Regions from separate parts of the Homo sapiens genome. Here region 1 is linked to region 2. A link is a loop called in an ENCODE intact Hi-C map of the cell type or tissue named here. Cell type or tissue: CD4-positive, alpha-beta T cell. All regions are shown on one strand. Links, peaks and the distances in the headings refer to the core of each region. The heading gives the core; the rest is flanking DNA. Region 1 has its middle 45 kb from the start of MIR4668. Region 2 overlaps UGCG (UDP-glucose ceramide glucosyltransferase).

Region 1 (10,433 bases), core at 747-8,746, 50 kb after region 2:
ATGCACCTGTAGTCCCAAGCTACTCAGGAGGCTGAGGCGGGAGGATTGCTTGAGCCCAGGACTTCAAGGCTGCAGGGAGCCATGATCGCGCCACTGCATTCCAACCTGGGTGACAAAGTGAGACCATATATATATACATATTACATATATATATATTTAAATTTTTTTAAAAAGCCTATTTCCCTTTCCTCCTACTGAGACCCCTATGTACAAGGCCTAGTCTTAACGCTGACTTGTCAAAGCACAATGGCTATGCCGCAAATAAGAAAACTGAGACTACCTCTCTTCCTTCAAGGTTAGGCTGCCTAGCAGGGCCCAGGAACCCATGGTGAGTTACAAATTTGTCCGAAGTTATCAAATCTTTATTTTAATGTAAGAAAGGGGGGAAAGTCTTATGTAAATATTATCTCAACAGGTGGCCCTAAAGTTTATCTTTGGGAAGGAGCATTCTTGGTTCTACCAAAAAATACTTTCATAATTCTTCTAGACATATAAGGTTGATTCTCAAGTTGTAAAGCCTGGTTGTGAAGTGTAGAAAGAGAGAAAACAGAAATGAGACAGGAAGAGAGAAAAGGTAGAGAGCAGTGATACAGTAAAATTCCCAATGATGAAACAGCTAAAAGAACTTTTAAGAGGAATCTAGGCTGGGCACAGTGGCTCATGCCTGTAATCCCAGCACTTTGGGAGGCCGAGGTGGGCAGATCACGAGGTCAGGAAATCGAGATCATCCTGGCTAACAGGTGAAACCCCATCTCTACTAAAAATACAAAAATCACCTGGGTGTGGTGGTGCGAGCCTGTAATCCCAGCTACTCAGGAGGCTGAGGCAGGAGAATCGCTTGAACCCGGGAGGCGGAGGTTGCAGTGAGCCGAGATCGCGCCACTGCACTCCAGCCTGCGCAACAGAGTGAGACTCCCTCTCAAAAAAAAAAAAAAAAAAAAAAAAGGAATCTAATATTTAAGCTGAATTCTTAGGGCTTGTATTGTATGGATGTAAATTCCTTCATCTCTCCAAGTTTTCAGCATCATCTCCTCAAATGAAGGCCATGTTGGCTGGGGCAGGTGGGGGCCGTTGAGGAGAATGGGGAAGTAGCTGTGTTCTGTATCTAGGTCCATGGACTGTTGTGCGATGGGTCATGATCTAAACTTACTAGCAGAAACACAATCTTAGAGCAGAAGCAACTGTGAGAAGTTAAGTCCCCCAGACATTTGCAAAAATTTGGAGAGCATTGATTTCTGCAAGTTATAGAATGGGGACTTTATTTTTTATTTCTTTATTTTTTTGAGGCAGAGTCTCACTCTGTCACCCAGGCTGGAGTGCAGCGGCATGATCTCGGCTCACTGCAACCTCCGCCTCCTGGGTTCAAGCAATTCTCCTGCCTCAGCCTCCCGGGTAGCTGGAATTACAGGCGTGCACCACCACACCTGGCTAATCCTTTTGTATTTTTAGTAGAGATGGGGTTTCACCATGTTGGCCAGGCTGGTCTCTAACTCCTGACCTCGAGTGAACCACCTGCCTCGGCCTCCCAAAGTGTTGGGATTACAGGCGTGAGCCACTGCGCCCGGCCAAGGGGACTTTAAATTATACTAAATCTAGTGAGCAGGGTGATCTCAGCTAACACCTTGCAGTTATCTAAAATGTCACTAAATCTGTGTTTGTCTTTCCAAGGAGCTGGCTTCCTTCATATCTTTGAGGAAATGTCTCTCCATATTGTTCAATTCACCTTCCAGAAACTGGTGGGAAGAGACAGAAACTCAGTTTCAAAGCCTCTGCCAGTTCTTCCAATGGTCCTTTTTTAAGCCAAGCAAATTAGATATGATTAAGGCTTTTGTAATCTGTAAAATGTGTTTAATCACAATAGCTTTTTCACAGGATTGTGGTGAAGATTAAACAATTAATATGTATACAGTGCTTTAGGAGTGCCTGGCACAAAAGTAAATTCTATATGCCTTGCCACACAGTAATCTCACCTGGAGAAGCTCTGAAACTACTGATGCCGGGGATCGGGTTGACGGGGGCCCTGACCAATTAAGTCATAAACTCTGGAGTGGGGCTGACATGTCAGCATTTTTCAAAGCCTCCTAGATAATTCTAATGTGCAGTCAGCATTAACAACCACTGCTTTACGGGCTATTATTTTACCAAAATGATACACTAAATGTTGATTTCTTAGGAACAAAACTCTTCACGCAAGTTGTTTGTTAAGAGATTCGATATTCCCGCATTCATCCCCTTAGGGGACCGGAGGTGGCAGGTGCAATTTGCATTTAGATTTTCCGTAAGGAATGTTAATTGCTTAAGCTGTCATAAAAGAGTGGACATTTTATGTTTTCCTGGTGGAAGCGAGAGAAGAGTGAGCACAGTGTGGCTGAACTCTGATCTGTATGTCTCTTTGGGAGGTTCTCCAAACCCAGCAAAGCAAGAGATCCTGCTTACTTGCTGGACTTGTGTGCTGCTAGAAATGCAAGACTGAGTCAGCTAAGAGCAGTGCCAAAAAGTCACCAAGCCACCGCATGTAGCCTGAGATCACGAGGAAACAAAAAGTCTTTCTAAGGTCAAAAAGTTCTGCCTATATTTCCAGATCTTCTTCTTGGTTTCTAAGCAGCCAGCCACCTGCTCTCAGCTTTCACCTAGGACTCAACAATTTCAGGAAGGAAAAAGATTATTCTAGGTCAGAAGGATTCTGGGAAATGTTAAATAACCTTGCCTGTGGAGAGTACCTTTTTTTTGGCCTCTTTCTGACCTTGGCAGACATGTCCATCTTCTGGGAGCCATAGAAGACAGCCCTTCATCTTTTCCTAGTTGGTGCCTTCTTCTAGACCTAAATTCCTGATCTCATGCTGAAACCCAGATTAACAACTTTTTGGGGGGGAGGGGAGTTGTTTGAGATTAGAGCGGTAAAAATTAGCCTGGTCGGGGAGGGGGGATCGGTTTCTAGATTCATTCATTTATGTGTCCATAGTGCCTGCCTGGTGCCAATCTGTAAAGGGCCTATGGAAATATAAGTTATTGAGGTAGAAATATACAGAACATCTCAGGTAGGGGCCAGGGACGGTGGCTCATGCCTGTAATCCCAGTACTTTGGTAGGCTGAGGTAGGAGGACCACTTGAGCCCAAGAACTCAAGACCAGTCTAGACAACATACTGAGACCCTCTCTCTACAAAAAAAAAAAAAAAAAAAATTTAAAAATTAGCCCAGTGTGGTGGCATGCACCTGTAGTCCTAGCTCCTTGGGAGGCTGAGGCAGGAGGACCGCTTGTGGCCAGGAGTTCAAGGCTGCAGTGAGCTATGATTGAGCCACTGTACTCCAGCCTGGGCAACAGAATAAGACCAAAAAAACAAAAACAAAGAAAATCCCCAGAACATCTTGTCTTTATAGATATGTATGAAGGCTACCCTTCAAGGACAAGGGCAAGTTGCACATGCAGTGGTTTGATTAAGGAGTTTAAAGGCAGAACCTGTCTGCTCAATATGGACAAGAATATCCTTGTTTACAGTGCCTATCACAGACCACTGGGCTCCATGTGGAATTCGAGCAAATGCTAGGAAACCACACACTATGCAGACTAAGCATTACACATAAAAGTAGAGTTAGCGCAGGAAGCATGGAAGGAAAAAGTAAGAAGTCTCACTGTGGTCCAGGACAGGTTGAGGACCCTCTCTCCTAGAGAGTGAACGTCCCAGGGCACTGGGGTAAGAGTGAGCCCAGGCTGGCCCAGCTGGCTGTGTGGGAAGGGCAGAAGCTGCCCTGGCCTTTGGCGTCAGCCACGTGCACTTTGTCAGACTGCCATCTGCTGAGCACTTGTTAGCAATTCCCTCTGCTTTTATGTCACACACCTGGAGTCCCCTCACTGTTAGAGATCTTCTGAGCCCCAAAGTGAGGCCCTTATTAGGAAGCAAAAGCGATAGAAACAAGAAGCCCTGGAGCCTGTGACTGAGGACACTACTCTTTTTTTTTTTTTTTTTTTTTTAATGAGACAGAATCTCACTCTGTCACCCAGGCTGGAGTGCGGGGTCGTTATCTAGGCTAACTGCAACCTCCATCTCTCGGGTTCAAGCGATTCTTGTGCCTCAGCCTCCCAAGTAGCTGGGATTACAGGCACACGCCACCACACCTGGCTAATTTTTGTATTTTGAGTAGAGACAGGGTTGCACCATGTTGGCCAGGCTGGTCTCGAACTCCCGACCTCAAGTGATCTCCACCCACCTAGGCCTCCCAAAGTGCTGGGATTACAGGCATGAGCCACTGTGCCCGGCCGACACTACTCTTTTCTTCTCTGAACCTCATTCCTGTATTTTATAAAGGAGCAGAAGGCTCTAGATTTTCTTTCCTCCCATCTACGCACATTTACAGCACCCTCTACCTCCCCCATCATAGCAACTATATAGTGACTGCTTCGTGTGTCTGCCTGACCAGATTGTGAGCTCAACATGAAAGGGGTTGTGTCTGTCTTGTTCATCCTGTGTCCTCAATGGTATGTACACAGATACTCAAAAAAGTATCTGTTGAATGAGAGAGGAAAGGAGAAAGGAAGGAAGTGAGGGAGGGAGGAAGGAAGGAATGGAGAGAAGGAGGGTAAGATATCCCAGCAGGTCACTACAGCCTATTTGTGAGAAAGCTGCTAGGAGCCTTGAAATTCCCTGCAAATGAGGAAGGGAGAAAGCTATTTCTCTCCCATCCCCACGAAGAGAAAATAAACGAGGCAAGCTGCAAATGGCGAAACAAGATGTGGTCTAGATTTCTAACAGAAGACTCTGTACACCTGATAAAGCAAAGCTACTTGTGGGGACCCAAATTTTGTGACATACCAGGCTGGTCCTGGAGGGTGGGTAATAGAACAGGGGGTAGAAGGGTTTTCTTCCAATGGTATCAGAGAGGTCTGAAGCTTTGCAAGAGCCGGAAAATGGAACTTTGTTAAAGCTTTGCAGTTTACACGCATTGTCTTATTGTCAAAAGAACTGCATAGAATAGAGAGGTCACGGGCCAGTCACGGTGGCTCACATCTGTAATCCCAGCAGTTTGGGAGGCCAAGGCAGGTGGATCAGCTGAGGTCAGGAGCTCGAGACCAGCCTGGCCAACATGGCGAGACCCCATTTCTACTAAAAATACCAAAAAAAGAAAATTAGCCAGGCATGGCGGTGTGTGCCTGTAATGCCCCCTAAGTGGGAGGCTGAGGCAGGAGAATTGCTTGAACCCGGAAGGCAGAGGTTGCAGTGAGCTGAGACTGTGCCACTACACTCCAGCCTGGGTGACATGGCGAGACTCCCTCTCAAAAAAAAAAAAAAAAAAGATCACCTGAGGACTGGGGAAGAACAGTGACATTAGCACAGGCTAGGAATAGACCTCATAGCCCCAGAATTCTTCCTCTACCTGGAGTAATTTGGAGGAGACTCTAATGTGTGCCCTTAACTCATGTGGCCTCAGAGAACAAGGTGAAGGGAAAGCTGGTGGACTTGAAAGCTCAGGGGGTCTGGGTCATGACAAAAAGCTCTGAGTGTAAACTGGGCTCTTGATTTTTCTAAAAAAAAAAAAAAATTGAATACTGAGAGATAGATATTTCTCATTAGATTATTTTTTACGGTAACCCTGACTTCATGCTCAAAGCATGGAATCACGGAATCACAGGCCTTGCCCACCAGCCCATCTCAACTTCTGTAGAGAGTCTCCCTAACCCCTGACTTTCTATAACTCCAACATCAATAGCAGCTGTCATTTTATTCAGCTTCTTTCTGCCCACAAAGCCAGGACTAGGGGGAGGCAAGTGATGCCTCCCTTGGGTGCAAAATTCGAAAGGTGCCAAAAACCTCAGTAATCATCATAAAGAACATTTCTAAAATTCAAAATTAATGCAATAAAAATCCATGGTGAATAAAATATCTTTTTTTTTTTTTTTTTTTGAGACGGAGTCTTACTCTGTCGCCCAGGCTGGAGTGCAGTGGCACAATCTTGGCTCACTGCAACCTCTGCCTCCTGGGTTGGAGCAATTCTCCTGCCTCAGCCTCTCAAGTAGCTGGGATTACAGGTGTGCACCACCACGCCCAGCTAATTTTTGTATTTTTAGTAGAGATGGGGTTTCGCCATGTTGGCCAGGCTGGTCTTGAACTCCTGACCTCAGGTGATCCAACCACCTCAGCCTCCCCGAGTGTTGGGATTACAGGTGTGAGCCACCACGCCTGGCCCAAAATTTTAAATAAAGACACAATCTAACTTTGCTCCAGCTCCACCTTGAGAGCCAGTCCCATCTCAGCTCTGACGAAACTCATTCTCATTTTAGGGCCTTTATCCTTGCTGTCCTCTCTGGAATATTCCTCTCAGTTCCCTACATACTTGGCTCCTCATTGTTTAGGTTTCTGTTCTAACATTATCCTCTCAGGAAAGCCTTCTCTTATCTGACTTCACTATCTAAAATTCCCCACTCCCCACCCTCCCTACCCCTGTACAGGTCCTCCCTATTCTACTAATGCTTTGTGGTTTCAGAGCACTTACAACTATAATAATATTCTGTTACTTGTTTATGTCTCTGCTGATATCTCTCCAGTGTTCAACACATAGTATGTGCTCAAAAAATATTACTTGCGCAAATGAAGGGAATGAGTGAAGCACCTATTAGAGATGGTGCTCAGGGCTTTACATGTATTATCTCATTTAATCCTCTCAATAATCCCCTGAGAGAGATTCAATCACCACAGTTTTAAAGTGAGTAATCTGAGGTTTAGAGAGGTTAAGAGACATCTTCAAGGTCACATAGCTAGTAAACGAGGGAAGGCTAAACTCATCCAGAATCCTGTTTCTTTCCGCCACCTCTCCTGTTGCCAGGCAGGTGCAAGCCTCATCAACTCCCTCTCGAATGACTGCAGTGGCCTCCTGGTCAGTGTCCTGGCCTGCATCCTTGGCCCCCAGCAGTCCTTCTGCAACACAACAACTGTTTAAATGTTTTATTTTATTTTATTTTATTTTATTTTATTTTATTTTATTTTTATTATTTTTAGACAGAGTTTCACTCTTATTGTCCAGGCTGCAGTGTAATGGCATGATCTCGGCTCACTGCAACCTCCGCCTCCTGGGTTCAAGCGATTGTCCTTCCTCAGCCTCCTGAGCCCCGCCTGTTTAAAGGTTTTCAATTGTAAGTCAGCGCACCTCTCCCCTCAGCTTAACTCTCTTCAGTGCTGGCTGGGTGTGGTGGCTCACGCCTGTAATCCCAGCACTTTGGGAGGCCGAGGTGGGTGTATCACTTGAGCTCAGGAGTTTGAGACCGGCCTGGCCAATATGGTGAAACTCCGTCTCTACTAAAAATACAAAAATTAGCTAGGCATGGTGGCAGGCACCTGTAATCCCAGCTACTCAGGAGGCTGAGGCAGGAGAATCACTTGAACCCGGGAGGTGGAGGTTGCAGTGAGCCAAGTTGCACCACTGCACTCCAGCCTGGGTGACAGAGCAAGACTCTGTCTCAAAAAAATAAAAAAAGAAATCTCTCCAGTGCTGTCCCTTGCTCTCAGACCATAAGCCAGAAAAACCTCCTGGTTACTATGTGATCCATTCCCCATGACCTGTCACTCGCTCACTCTGCTCAGCCACTCTGGCCTCCTTGCCATTCCTTGAACACACAGGGCATACTTCCACCTTGCTTGTCTCCCATTCTCAGACTGCTGTCCCTCAGGCAGCCACATGGCTCACTTGCTCACCTTCCAGCTTTTGTTGAAATGCTGTCATCTCTATAAATCCTGCCTTGAACTTAGCCAAGGACGGTGGCTCATACCTACAATCCCAGCACTTTGGAAGGCCAAGGCGGGAGGATTGCTTGAGGCCAGGAATTCAAGACCAGCCTGGGCAACATAGTTGGACCCAGTCTCTACAAATAATAATAATAATAATGATAATAATAATAAATACATACATACATAAAAATAGTTGGGCGCGGTGGCTTTAGCCCAGGAGTTTGAGACTGCAATGAGCCCTGATCGTGCCACTGCCCTCCAGCCTGGGTGACACAGTGAGACCCTGTCTCTAAAAATAAATAAATAAAATAAAAATAAAAACTAGAACCCAGCCTCGTACTACTGCTCCATCACACCAGCCTTTCCTCCTATATAGCATTTAGCTATCCCCTTCTAAGATATCTTGTCATTTGGCTTATTAATACTATTTGGTTTACTGACTGTCTTCCACCCACTCAAATGCAAGTTCCATTAGGGCAGAGATCCTATCTGTTTTGTTTGCTGGTGTGTCCTGCCACTACACAAATGCTCAATCAATATTTTCTGAGTGAATGAATAAGATAATCCTTGGAGCAAGGATTTGAAACCAGGTGAACATCCTTCAAATCTCATGCTCTTAACTAAATCAGGAAGCGTGTCTCTAAGGATGAGCGAGGCAGGGCTGTGTGGCTCAGAACTGCCTCTGGACCCCTATCTGTCCTGTCATCCCCAATCTTGAAGGCCCAGCACTGCACAGCTGGCCTTTTGCTTGAAGGCATCTAACTTCATTGCATTTACTTCCCAGGCCTCTGTCCTTTCACCCTTGGTTTTCTTATCTCTCTCGTCCAAGGGCAGATTTAACTCTTTTATCTCTAACGCTACCTCTGCCTCCTTCACAGAGCCATTGTTGTGAAAACAGTGAAGTCTCAACCCTTTCCTCTATAAAAGCCCTGCCAACTGCATGCCAAGGAGGCTGTGCTAGGATATGTGCAAGGAGGGGACCGTGCTTGCCAGGCAGCCTGAGGCTGGGGCTGATTCCTCCCCACCTGTCCTGCCTGTAGCCACGTAGAGTATAACTCAACTCATCTGTCTTCCACTTTCTTTACCCAACACCATTTGTGTGACTTTGAGGCTATGAACTGTCCAACTATCCAATCAGGTTTCATGAGAAAGCAGCAGCTCTGGAAAACAGATTCTACTTGTGCTTGGCATAATGCTCTCTTTGGCTTTGTATAAAAGGGGCTATGCGGCCAGCTGGAATGCAGTGGCTCAATCTTGGCTCACTGCGACCTTCACCTCCTGGATTCAAGCGATTCTCCTGCCTCAGCCTCCCAAGCAATTTTTGTATGTTTTGTACAGACGATCTTTCACCATGTCGGTCAGGCTGGTCTCGAACCTGAGACCTTAACCACTTGCCTCGGCCTCCCAAAGTGCTGGGTTTACAGGCGTGAGCCACCCACCACGTCCAGTGCCCCCAGTTCTTTCATCTTCTCCTTTCCCCTCTCTTCCCTTTCTTTTCTCATCCTCCCCCTCCTTTCCACTCCTCCCTAAGTCCATGGATTACTGGAATTGTGAAGCTGCTTTAGAGTTTTGGTAAAAAATGATGTTCACGCAATGCTTAAGGGTGTTACTATCTCAGTGGAAGGACTTGACATGTTTTAGAAATGAGCTCCAGAGACCTTGCACTGTTTTTTGTTTGTTTGTTTGTTTGCTTTTTGAGACAGAGTCTCGCTCTGTAGCCCAGGCTGGAGTGCAGTGGCGTAATCCCGACTCACTGCAACCTCTGCCTCCTGGGTTCAAGCGGTTCTCCTGCCTCAGCCTCCTGAGTAGCTAGGACTACAGGCGCCTGCCACCATGCCCGGATAATTTTTGTAGTTTTAGTAGAGATGGGGTTTCACCATGTTGGCCAGGCTGGTCTCGAACACGTGACCTCAAATGATCCACTCGCCTTGGCCTCCCAAAGTGCTAAGATTACAGGCATGAGCCACCGTGCCTCGCCTGAACTCAGTTTTGATATTGCTGAGAGAGTGTAAAATGTGTTTAATTTGATTTGTATAACCGAAGTCCCAGAGAGGTATTGATTGATTGTATCAATTTTTGTACTTTTTGTCAATTAATTAACTTGTTAATCTTTTTGTTAATTAAAAGATTTAGAGATTTCATATTATAATCTGTGAATTTCTGACTTCTCTGGAAAAAAATATCAGAAGATCTGGCAATTAGGGTTCATGCTTGCAAGGACAGGTGTGCTTCTGATGGCCTCAGTCCACATGGGTTTTCTCCTGCTCTGAAAATTAGGGTTGGTTTTTCTTCACTCGCACTCATATACACCACCTGCCTGGCCCCCAAGGCACTTGAATCTGTGTCCCTTTGAAAGGTGACACTCAAAGATGATCATCCCTGGAGGTACAAAAGTTTAACAACGGGATGTTACTCAGAGATTGCAAAGTGTCCACCTGGGGTGAGGGAACTGTCACCTGCCTTCATTTCATCTTTATATCCACTGTAGGATGTAGATGCTAAGAAGAGCTTGGGGTCAGGAGTGGGCTGGTTCATCTTGGTCTTAACTTTCTGCTGGGGTCTAGAAAGGATAGGTTTGGTTCCTTTCTATGCTTAAGAGCAGATGTCCTGCCAACGCTTTACCATTTAATGTGAGACCGACCATATATGGAAAGTGCCTGCCTTGGTGGCTGGCACAGTCACAGTAAGCACTCAATACACACTTGATGACAAGGATT
Region 2 (10,080 bases), core at 2,006-10,005:
CTACTTAGAATACATATCCTACAAATAATAGAGTAGTATTTTTGTATGTTAAGGACAAATACTTAAAAAATTTAGTTGTTGACTGAGCATGGTGGCTCACGCCTGTAATCCCAGCACTTTGGGAGGCAGAGGCAAGCAGATCCCAAGGTCACGAGTTTGAGACCAGCCCGGCCAATGAAACTCCGTCTCTACTAAAAATACAAAAATTAGCCAGACATGGTGGCGGGCATCTGTAGTCCCAGCTACTCCTGTTTGGGAGGCTGAGGCAGGCGAATCGATTGAACCTGGGAGGCGGAGGTTGCAGTGAGCTGAGATCATGCCACTGCACTCCAACCTGGGTGACAGTGAGACTCTGTCTCAAAAAAAAAAAAAAAGTTGGGTTGTTAATGGAAATTTAGGGGTTCAGTTCAGGATTTTATAAATCTGGCTGCATGTCAGATCACCCCAGAGATTCTGACTCAAAAGTCTAAAATAGGGTCCAATTCTCTTTTTAAAATAAATGCCCCAGGGTGATTTTTTTTTTTTTTTTTTTTTTTTTTGAGGCAGGGTCTCACTCTGTTTCCCAGGCTGAAATGTAGTGGCGCAGTCTTCGGCTCACTGCAGCCTCAACCTCCTGGGCTCAAGCAATCCTCCCACCTCAGCCTCCCAAGTAGCTGGGACCACAGGCATGCCTCACCATGCCCAGCTAATTTTAAAAATTTTTTGTAGAGACAGGGCCTCGCCTTTTTGCCCAGGCTCCTCTCGAGCACCTAGGCTCTAGCAGTCTTCCCACCTTGACCTCCCAAAGTGCTGGGATTACAGGCATGAGCCACCGTGCCCAGCCCCAGGGTAATTTTGTCACAGCTGGGCAAGTGTTAAGAAATGCCTTTCTTAATTTACTGTTAAAAATCTAAACATAGCACTGGGCAAAATAAAGTTGTAGGTATTTTCATAGTTACAAGGCTAAGCATGCATTTCAAGATCGTAAATGTCCATTCAAATCAAATTCTGTTTTGTTTCAAAAAGTTATGAAACAAAAAAGGGTAATCTTACTTTGTCCTTTTCATGTGATGAATTTGGAAGGGCCCTTTAAATTTATTATAATGGGATTTTATATGAAATTTGTTGCACCTTCATGAAATAATATTAAGTATAGAGACAAAGCTTCTAGAGAGAGGTTGTGTTTATTTTGCTTCCTTTTGATGTCACTTTTTACTCTGCTAGGCACCCTGTGAGCAGTTAGTAAATCTTCAGTAGTGATGGCCATGGACAAGCTTGAGATCCAGTTAATGGAGATTAACTAGGAGATTCCTATCTGGGAATGGCAAGACTGCAGTTGTGGGCACTGCCAGTCTCTTCCTTATTTATTCTGCTTGCAGATAGGCTCCTAATTAGAAGCTTCACTCCATTAAAGCAACACTTGTTATCATAAGTGTTTGCATCCATTGTGAATGCTCTCTTTTAAAACTTTGCATAATACAGTTGCTTGTTTTTTCCTGTGCTTTTTGTTCAATCAATACATGCTAGTAAGTGCTTATTTTTTTAAAGAATTTAATTTACATACAATGCTTTTTGACTAGTATGAAGTGCTCCTTTGTGTACAAGATCATGATGATCCAGCCATTGATGTATGTAAGAAGCTTCTTGGAAAATATCCAAATGTTGATGCTAGATTGTTTATAGGTAAGTAACAAATTCTGTAGTAACCATTTTCCATTGATAGTATTAAGTATCAGTAATCTCTGCATTGAACTGAAGATTAAGGTGTTAGCCATGTTTGTTTTAAACATGTTTGTTGGAGTACTGAGAGGTGTTTACGTCCTTTTGAGAAAAGTTATAAAAACAAAGGTTTTTTTTTTTCATATCTGAGATGAACAAAATCACACACAAAATAATATTTTTCCCATTAATCAGACATGAGGGTCTGTTATTTTTTGTTTCTTCAATATTTTAAATGTGTGGCCTTTTCTGTATCTTACTGACTATAATTGGAGTGAATGATAGAATTCACTTTTATTACATTACAAGAAGGGTATTTTTCCAAAAGCCTACAGGCTTATTTGAAAGACTTGTAGAGGTGTGTTTGCCATTAGTGTTTTTTTTTTTTTAACATAGAGCTGATGTGGTCTCTCTAAAAAACCAGTAAGTCGTATAAAATGATATCAGATCTTTGCTATTTGAAGATCGGGCAATGATTTAAATTTTTTATTAGCTTAAAATGCAAATTTGAAAATTAATATAAGTGTAGCATGCCTACGAATTAATCAGGACCATTACAAATCTATCAGCTCATGGTCAGAGATGCTCATTCTTCACATGTGCTATCTTAAATTATTTACTGTCATATATTTATGGGGTTTTTTTGGTTTTTTTTTTCTTTGATACGAATTTTTTGCTCTTATCACCCGGGCTGGAGTGCAATGGCACAATTTCAGCTCAGTGCAACCCCTTCCACCTGGGTTCAAGCAATTCTCCTGCTTCAGCCTCCTGAGCAGCTGGGATCACAGGCGTGCATCACCACGCCCAGCTAATTTTTTTGTATTTTTAGCAGAGACAGGGTTTCACCACGTCAGGCTGGTCTCGAACTGCTGACCTCAGGTGATCCACCTGCCTCGGCCTCCCAAAGTGCTGGGATTATAGCCTCCCCAGTAGCTGGGATTACAGTCAGGCACCACCACGCTCAGCTAATTTTTTTGTATTTTTAATAGAGATGGGGTTTCGCCATGTCATACTGGTCTCGAAGTCCTGACCTCAGGTGATCCACCCCCCTCGACCTCCCAAAGTGCTGGGATTACAGGCGTGAGCCCATGGTGCCTGGCCATGTGTGTTTACATTTAATAAACCTTTATTAAATATAATCTTACTGTATTTATGAATTTATACTGTTTTAATTATAGCTTCAAAATAACGCCTGTAGCTTTTTCCCTTAGGATTATTTTTTAAATTGACAAATAAAATTTGTATATATTTTTGGTGTACAGCACGATGTTTTGAAATATATATATATGTACACATTGTGGAATAGCTAAATTAAGTTAATTAACATATGCATTACCACACATATTTATTCATGGTGGGAAATCTCTCTTAGCAGTTTTCAAGTAAACAACATGTTGTTATATACTTTCTCATGTACTTATACTTTATTTGTGGTGAGAAATCTACTCTTAGTCATTTTCAAGTATACCATACATTGTTGTTACCTATAGTTGCCATGTTGTACAATTGCCATTAAATATTGACTCATACTTAACTACTAAGGCAAGGACTTAAGAATTAGAAAAAGTGAAACAGTGAATTTTCAAAGATAAATGATACAGTTTTCCTTTTGAGAATGGACAGTTTTTTCCTAAATATATTATTATGAATAATAGAGAATGTTAAATAATATGAAAGTATGTTTAATTATTAAATATGCAAGTATTCTCATTTCTATCATGTATCTTTATACTATAAAATATTTTTAATGTTGCATAAATCTTTTACTACTGTACCTTTACATTTTTAGGTGGCAAAAAAGTTGGCATTAATCCTAAAATTAATAATTTAATGCCAGGATATGAAGTTGCAAAGTATGATCTTATATGGATTTGTGATAGTGGAATAAGAGGTGAGGTTTTTTTCTTATTTATTTTATAAAACTATTAATTTGAAGATAAAATGCTAAAAGCAATCTCAGATACATTCATGAGTTCTTTTTATTTGCCTAAAAGAGTAATTTATTTCATCATCATTTCATGGTAATATGTCCAGTTATGCTTACTAAGATTTTGATTTTTTTAATCCTAAACTAGAATGTTACATGTATTAAAATGTTTTCATTTTGAAGAGAAAATTTCAACCATTAAATTAAAAATGGTTGTGGTTCATTATATAATCTGCAAGCTTTCCCATGGGTGTAACTTTTCCCTTGTTTGCCTGACACTTATCTTTAATGTGTTTCGGCTTGCGTAATACACCGTCTCACAAAGGGACAGAAATTAATAGGTGCATATTTTACTAAAACACATACACTTATCGGACTATACACATGACTTTTTACTTAAATGATTTTAGCAAGAAGCCTTTCATATACTGAAATTATAACTTGCATTTTCGAACACTCATAATAGTTTCAGTGTTCTATAATATTTTCTTATATTCTAATTGCCTTAAGCTTCTCAACCCCAATACTGTTCACATTTTAGGCTTTGTTGTGGGAGCTGTCTTGTAGGATGTTTAGCAGCATGCCTGGTCTCTACCATGAGATGCCAGTAGTACCCCCTTCTCAGTAGTAAAAGCAAAAATATCTTCAGATGTTGCCGGATGTCCCCTGTGGGGCAGAATTGCCCCCAGTTGAGAAGCACTGACCTAGAATGAGTATTTAAGGTCCAAATACAACTTTTCTTTATACGGTAGATTTAGTTCTTAAAGACTTGGAGGAAATGAAAAATAAGGTCATGTAAAAATGATATGAGATGTTTGCTAAAGATTGGGCAATAATTTAAATTTTTTATTAGCTTAAAATGCAAATTAGAAAATGAACATAAATGTTGCACTCCTATGAGTTAATCAAGACCATTACAGATCTATCAGCTGGTCAGAGATGATGTTCATTCTTCATATTTGCTATCTTAAATTATTTACTATCATATGTTTTTCAGTGTACAGATCTCTGTTCAATATAATCACGTTCCATTCCTGTGTGGAAATCTGATACTCACAGAGAAAATAGTCTCATTTCCTATGGTTGGAGAGTAGAGAAGCCAGCACGAGAACTGAGGTCCTTTAGCCTCTGCTCCTGAGCCTTTTCCACTAGGACAGATTGTCCTTATTCCAAATTAGAAGTTCCAACAGGGGGTAACTTTTTCAAAGTATATTCTGCCTCTGGTACATAGTAGGTATATACTGGGCTAAAAAATGTATAAATTAGCTTTCGAGAATTAGGCCCTTTTGAAATTTTGTATTCTCCTCAGAAAGGTGGTTGAGATTCATTTTATTAGATCCATATGTTTAAAATAATGTATTTTATTAAGAATGTAATAACAATTCACAAAATATATTTTATATTAATGGGCATTCTACTAAAAACAAATTTTCTTTTCTCCCCCTCTCTGCCTTTTTTTTAAATTGTAGTAATTCCAGATACGCTTACTGACATGGTGAATCAAATGACAGAAAAAGTAGGCTTGGTTCACGGGCTGCCTTACGTAGCAGACAGACAGGGCTTTGCTGCCACCTTAGAGCAGGTGAGTATGGTGGTTATAAATCATGTTCATAGTATCAGACCCCTCATTTCCCAGAAGCTTGAGACTATGGGAGCTGGAATTAGGTATCTCAAGTTAACTGTATTAAGTCCATTTGGGAACCTGCTGTGTTCTAGAAGCCCTGAGTTGAGAGCAGCTGTTTTCATTAGTGAGGAAATTCTTGGGACCCTGACTGTACCCTGGCAGTGAACAGCTGTGCGCAGGAAATGCCTGCGGTCTTATTGCCAGCTGAACACAGTCTAACCTCTTGCCTTGTAGTATTCACTTCCTGTTCTAGAGTTCAGTTCTTTATATTGTTCTTTCAAACATTCGATCTGAAAAGAACCGCTGGCCCCCTCCCCCCAGCCTTTTTTTTTTTTTTTTTTTTTTTTTTTTTGCGACAGAGCCTTGCTCTGTTGCCCAGGCTGGAGTGCAGTGGCACGATCTCGGCTCACTGCAACCTCCACTTCCCAGGTTCAAACGATTCTTCTGCCTCAGCCTCCCAAGTAGCTGGGATTTCAGGTGTGCTACCACACCTGGCTAACTTTTGTATTTTTAGTAGAAATGGGGTTTCACCGTGTTGGCCAGGCCGGCCTCAAACTCCTGACCTCAAGTGATCTGCCTGCCTCAGCCTCCCAAAGTGCTGGGATTACGGGCATGAGCCACTGCGCCCAGCCCTCAAAAGAACCTTTTTAAAATACCACAAAGTATTTCAAATATACACAAAAGAAAATGTATTCATACAAGTCCTTATAAAACCTATTTGATGTCCTTTTAAAACATATTTCTAATAATTACCTGAGAAACTTATGTTTTCATTTTATTTTTTCTCCAACTTAGAAATAGTAACATCCATAGGAAACTATAAATAATGGAAAAGTATAAGATGCAAAAAAACAAAAACCAACAACCTAGAACCCTAACAATTACAGGAAGTTTATGGGGTTTTTTTGTTTTTTTTGTTTTGTTTTTTTTTTAGATGGAGTCTCGCTCTGTCGCCCAGGCTGGAGTGCAGTGGCGCGATCTCGGCTCACTGCAAGCTCCGCCTCCCGGGTTCACGCCATTCTCCTGCCTCAGCCTCCTGAGTAGCTGGGACTACAGGTGCCCGCCACCATGCCTGGCTAATTTTTTGTATTTTTGATAGAGACAGGTTTTCACCGTGTTAGCCAGGATGGTCTCGATCTCCTGACCTCGTGATCCACCCTCCTCTGCCTCCCAAAGTGCTGGGATTACAGGCGTGAGCCACCACGCCCGGCAGGAAGTTTCTGGTTTTAAAAATAAACATTGTATCATTTGGACACTTTGGAGTCTTTATTTCCCCCACCACCCCCTTCTGGGCCCTTTAGAAAACATTGTTGAGATAGTATTCTAAAAATAATCTGTATCTTATTTTTGTGACTTTGTAAGCTTTTCCCATATCATTAATAGCTTTTCATAAAAGTAATTTTTATTGGCTGTATCATAGGCCATCGTATGTGTGTCCTATGCTTGAGTTAATCATTCCTGTACTGTTAAACATTTGGGAGGAAAAATTTGTTGTAATGTTATAAGGACAGATATGTGATTTCAGTCTTTAAATATGTCAACTTGCTCTTAAGCATATCTGCATTTATATTCTTTTGAATTGCAGTCTTATGATTGCCACATATCTGAAGGGGTAAAGGTACATTGTGGGAACTTGCATCTGGCCTTTGGCAGTTTGAACCATGAGCTCTTTCTTAATATTGGCTGTAAATATATTTGTCCTACTGCAAGAAATTGTTAGTCTTAAATACCAGAATTTTTGTTTAGAAAAAGAAACTGAGTAGCCACTTTAAAATAAAATACAATGTGTTCTAGTATACCAAATTGTATTTTTGTCTTAGAAATATCCAAATTGATACAGATGTCAATAACATCTCTGTGATGTGTATGTCAATAAACATCTCCCAGAATACACCCATTGCCTTAGTGTAGGTTTAATCTCTGGAAGTCACTCTGCCATACTTAGAATTAATCATTCTCAACTGTAAAGAGCACATTCAGCTCAGTGACTAACATCTCATTCCTAAGACCTCAATAACTACTAAGGAATTAAGATATGTGCCTCTGTTCTTAGAAGTCAGGTTCAGTTCAGTCCCACAAACACTAGGGCTTCACTGGAGTCTGGGTTCAGGGTAGGTAGCAAGAATCATAATCATAATTGCCCCTTAGAATTCTCTTGCTCTGCACTGTGTGTGTAACTCCTAAGAAAGATGACTACTCTTTATTTCAGGCTAATTAGAAAAGGCAACATATCTGAGGTGTAAATAATAAATAGGATTTTATGTCTACTAAGTAGGGTAATAACAGTCCTTTTCTACCATTGATTTATCAGCGTATATATCTTATGACTTCAGAGTATATGCAGAGAAATGGCAGTAGCGGATGAGAGAATTTTAGTATCCCCGTTATGAAAAATACATTGAAAAAAATGGAGAAATTGGGAAGAATCTTAGTGACTAAGGGAGAGGGAGCAGCTAGCTACAAAAGGATGCAAGAAAAGGAATTAAGAAATAGGATTGTGTCCCCTCCCCACCCCCCACCCCCCAAAAAAATAGGATTGTCCCGAAGGTTGATATACCTATGGGTGGTGTGTGTATGCATGCATGTATATATACACACATATACGTAACATACAAATATGTATATTGATCCCAGTAAAGTAGATGTGTGTGTATATTTACATGAACACCCTAAAAACAAGATACATTGAATATTTGTTAATATTTTATATATCAATGAGTGATATTTTTACCTTATTTTGTATCTAAATTAAGTTTTATTTGGATGCATTTTTAGCTTACTAACTGTGCTTGCTCTATGAAAGCAATATTGTCTACCACTTTTTATTCAGGTAGTCTACGTAAGAATAATAAGATATTCACTCAATCATACTTATAAAAAAACCATTGGGAAAAACAGTTCGTGAACACCATGCTTTTAACATGAAATTCTAATCATACACGTTTGTGGTTTTTTGGGCAGGTATATTTTGGAACTTCACATCCAAGATACTATATCTCTGCCAATGTAACTGGTTTCAAATGTGTGACAGGAATGTCTTGTTTAATGAGAAAAGATGTGTTGGATCAAGCAGGAGGACTTATAGCTTTTGCTCAGTACATTGCCGAAGATTACTTTATGGCCAAAGCGATAGCTGACCGGTAAGACAACTAAATGAAGCCATAGTATTTTTATTACCTAACTTCTGTTGGTTTATTCTTTTTGTTCAACCTATAGATTAGGGCTTTTTAATTTAATTTTATTTTTTTTGCTAGTAAGTACAGAATAGGTCAATAATTTTATTATTTTGTTTGTTTTTGAGACAGAGTCTTGCTCTGTCACCTAGGCTGGAGTGCAGTGGCGCGATCTTGGCTCACTGTAGCCTCTGCCTCCCGGGTTCAGGTGATTCTCATGCCTCAGCCACCAGAGCACCTGGGACTACAGGCATGTACCACCATGCACACTAATTTTTGTATTTTTAGTAGAGATGGGGTTTCTTCATGTTGGCCAGGCTGGTCTTGAACTCCTGAACTCAAGTGATCTGCCCACCTCGGCCTCCTAAAGTGCTGGGATTACAGGTATGAGCCACCACACCCAGCAGATCAATAATTTTATAGAGTAATTCATATTCTAATTATAGAATTGTAGATATGTACTAATGAAGAAGGTAAATGTTCTGATTCCTCTACATTTTTCAAATTAATGTGTTTTAAAGCGATTAAAAGTAAGTTTCTCTGTGTTTAGAATTTTTACTATATAGATACAAATTTCTGTGTTTTAGAAGAATTAAAACTATCAGTGCAGTCATAAACTAGTAGGTGAAAATTTAAAGACTATCATTTCAAAATTTGAAATTTGTCAGTGAATTATATGATACTTTGCTAAGAAGCCACTGAAAGATTCATATGACTGACTTAGCATTTCTCTATCACAAAATACTTGTTTTGTTTTGGTTTTTTTTTTTTTTTTTGAGACAGTCTCGCCCTGACATCCAGGCTGGAGTGCAGTGGCGCAATCTCGGCTCACTGCAGTCTCCGCCTCCTGGGTTCAAACGATTCTCCTGCCTCAGCCTCCCAAGTAGCTGGGATTATAGGCACCCGCCGCCACACTCAGCTACTTTTTTTTGTATGTTAGTAGAGGCGGGGTTTCACCATGTTGGCCAGGCTAGTCTTGAACTCCTGACCTCGTGATCCGCCCGCCTCAGCCTCCCAAAGTGCTGGGATTACAGGCATGAGCCACTGCATCCAGCCTAAAATACTTGTTTTTAAAGGAGATCACTGCCTTGTGTGAGAATTCTTTTAAATTTTTTAAAAACTGAAGTGTGTTTTAAATACAAATTCTGTCATGATTGTGTTCATGTGGTTCATGGTTTCCTAGTGTCTCCCATGAGATCCATAATGCCACTTTCTGTTTACATGTCTTGTTGTTTGGTTAGTAGTCATCAGAGACTAATCTATTAAATATGGAGCCCTCTCCATTTTTTTTCAAAATGACTGCATTTTAAGTTTCTTAAATTGTAAAGTAAGGTGGGTACAGTTTCTTCTAGTTCTTAGATGGTGCTGTCACGGGCCAGCATAATTGCTAAAACATCCATACGTATGGTAGACCTTAAGTCATGTGCTAATCATGAAAGCTGGGCTCACCCTGAATACCGGCAGTTGCCTGGTCTTTATAATGATTACTGAATGCATAACCAGTTACGCTTGCATGTGTTCATCATCATAACTTATTTTCTAATTATCTTAATTTTCAGAGGTTGGAGGTTTGCAATGTCCACTCAAGTTGCAATGCAAAACTCTGGCTCATATTCAATTTCTCAGTTTCAATCCAGAATGATCAGGTAAATCAACTG

What was found. Peaks named below come from ENCODE experiments on the same cell type or tissue, not always from the same donor. Only the 100,000 strongest peaks of a DNase experiment are listed, where the experiment ranks them.
Region 1: a loop joins it to region 2, with 4 times the contacts of the local background. A loop is called at or near these places in 5 of 110 quality-filtered maps.

What each region holds. Positions count from the first base shown.
Region 1 is chr9:111,972,125-111,982,557 of GRCh38, forward strand. No RefSeq gene overlaps it. Among named protein-coding and RNA genes, the nearest start is that of MIR4668, 45 kb to the left of the region's middle. RefSeq lists a silencer at 2,229-2,459. In CD4-positive, alpha-beta T cell, for the core only: no CTCF peak of the experiment used is centred there; a DNase peak (open chromatin) is centred at 3,777.
Region 2 is chr9:111,921,290-111,931,369 of GRCh38, forward strand. It overlaps UGCG (UDP-glucose ceramide glucosyltransferase), which reads left to right. Exons shown (of 9, transcript NM_003358.3): 3 at 1,560-1,662; 4 at 3,488-3,589; 5 at 5,095-5,207; 6 at 8,211-8,389; 7 at 9,982-10,068. Among named protein-coding and RNA genes, the nearest start is that of MIR4668, 5.8 kb to the right of the region's middle. RefSeq lists a silencer at 5,349-5,508. In CD4-positive, alpha-beta T cell, for the core only: no CTCF peak of the experiment used is centred there; a DNase peak (open chromatin) is centred at 5,452.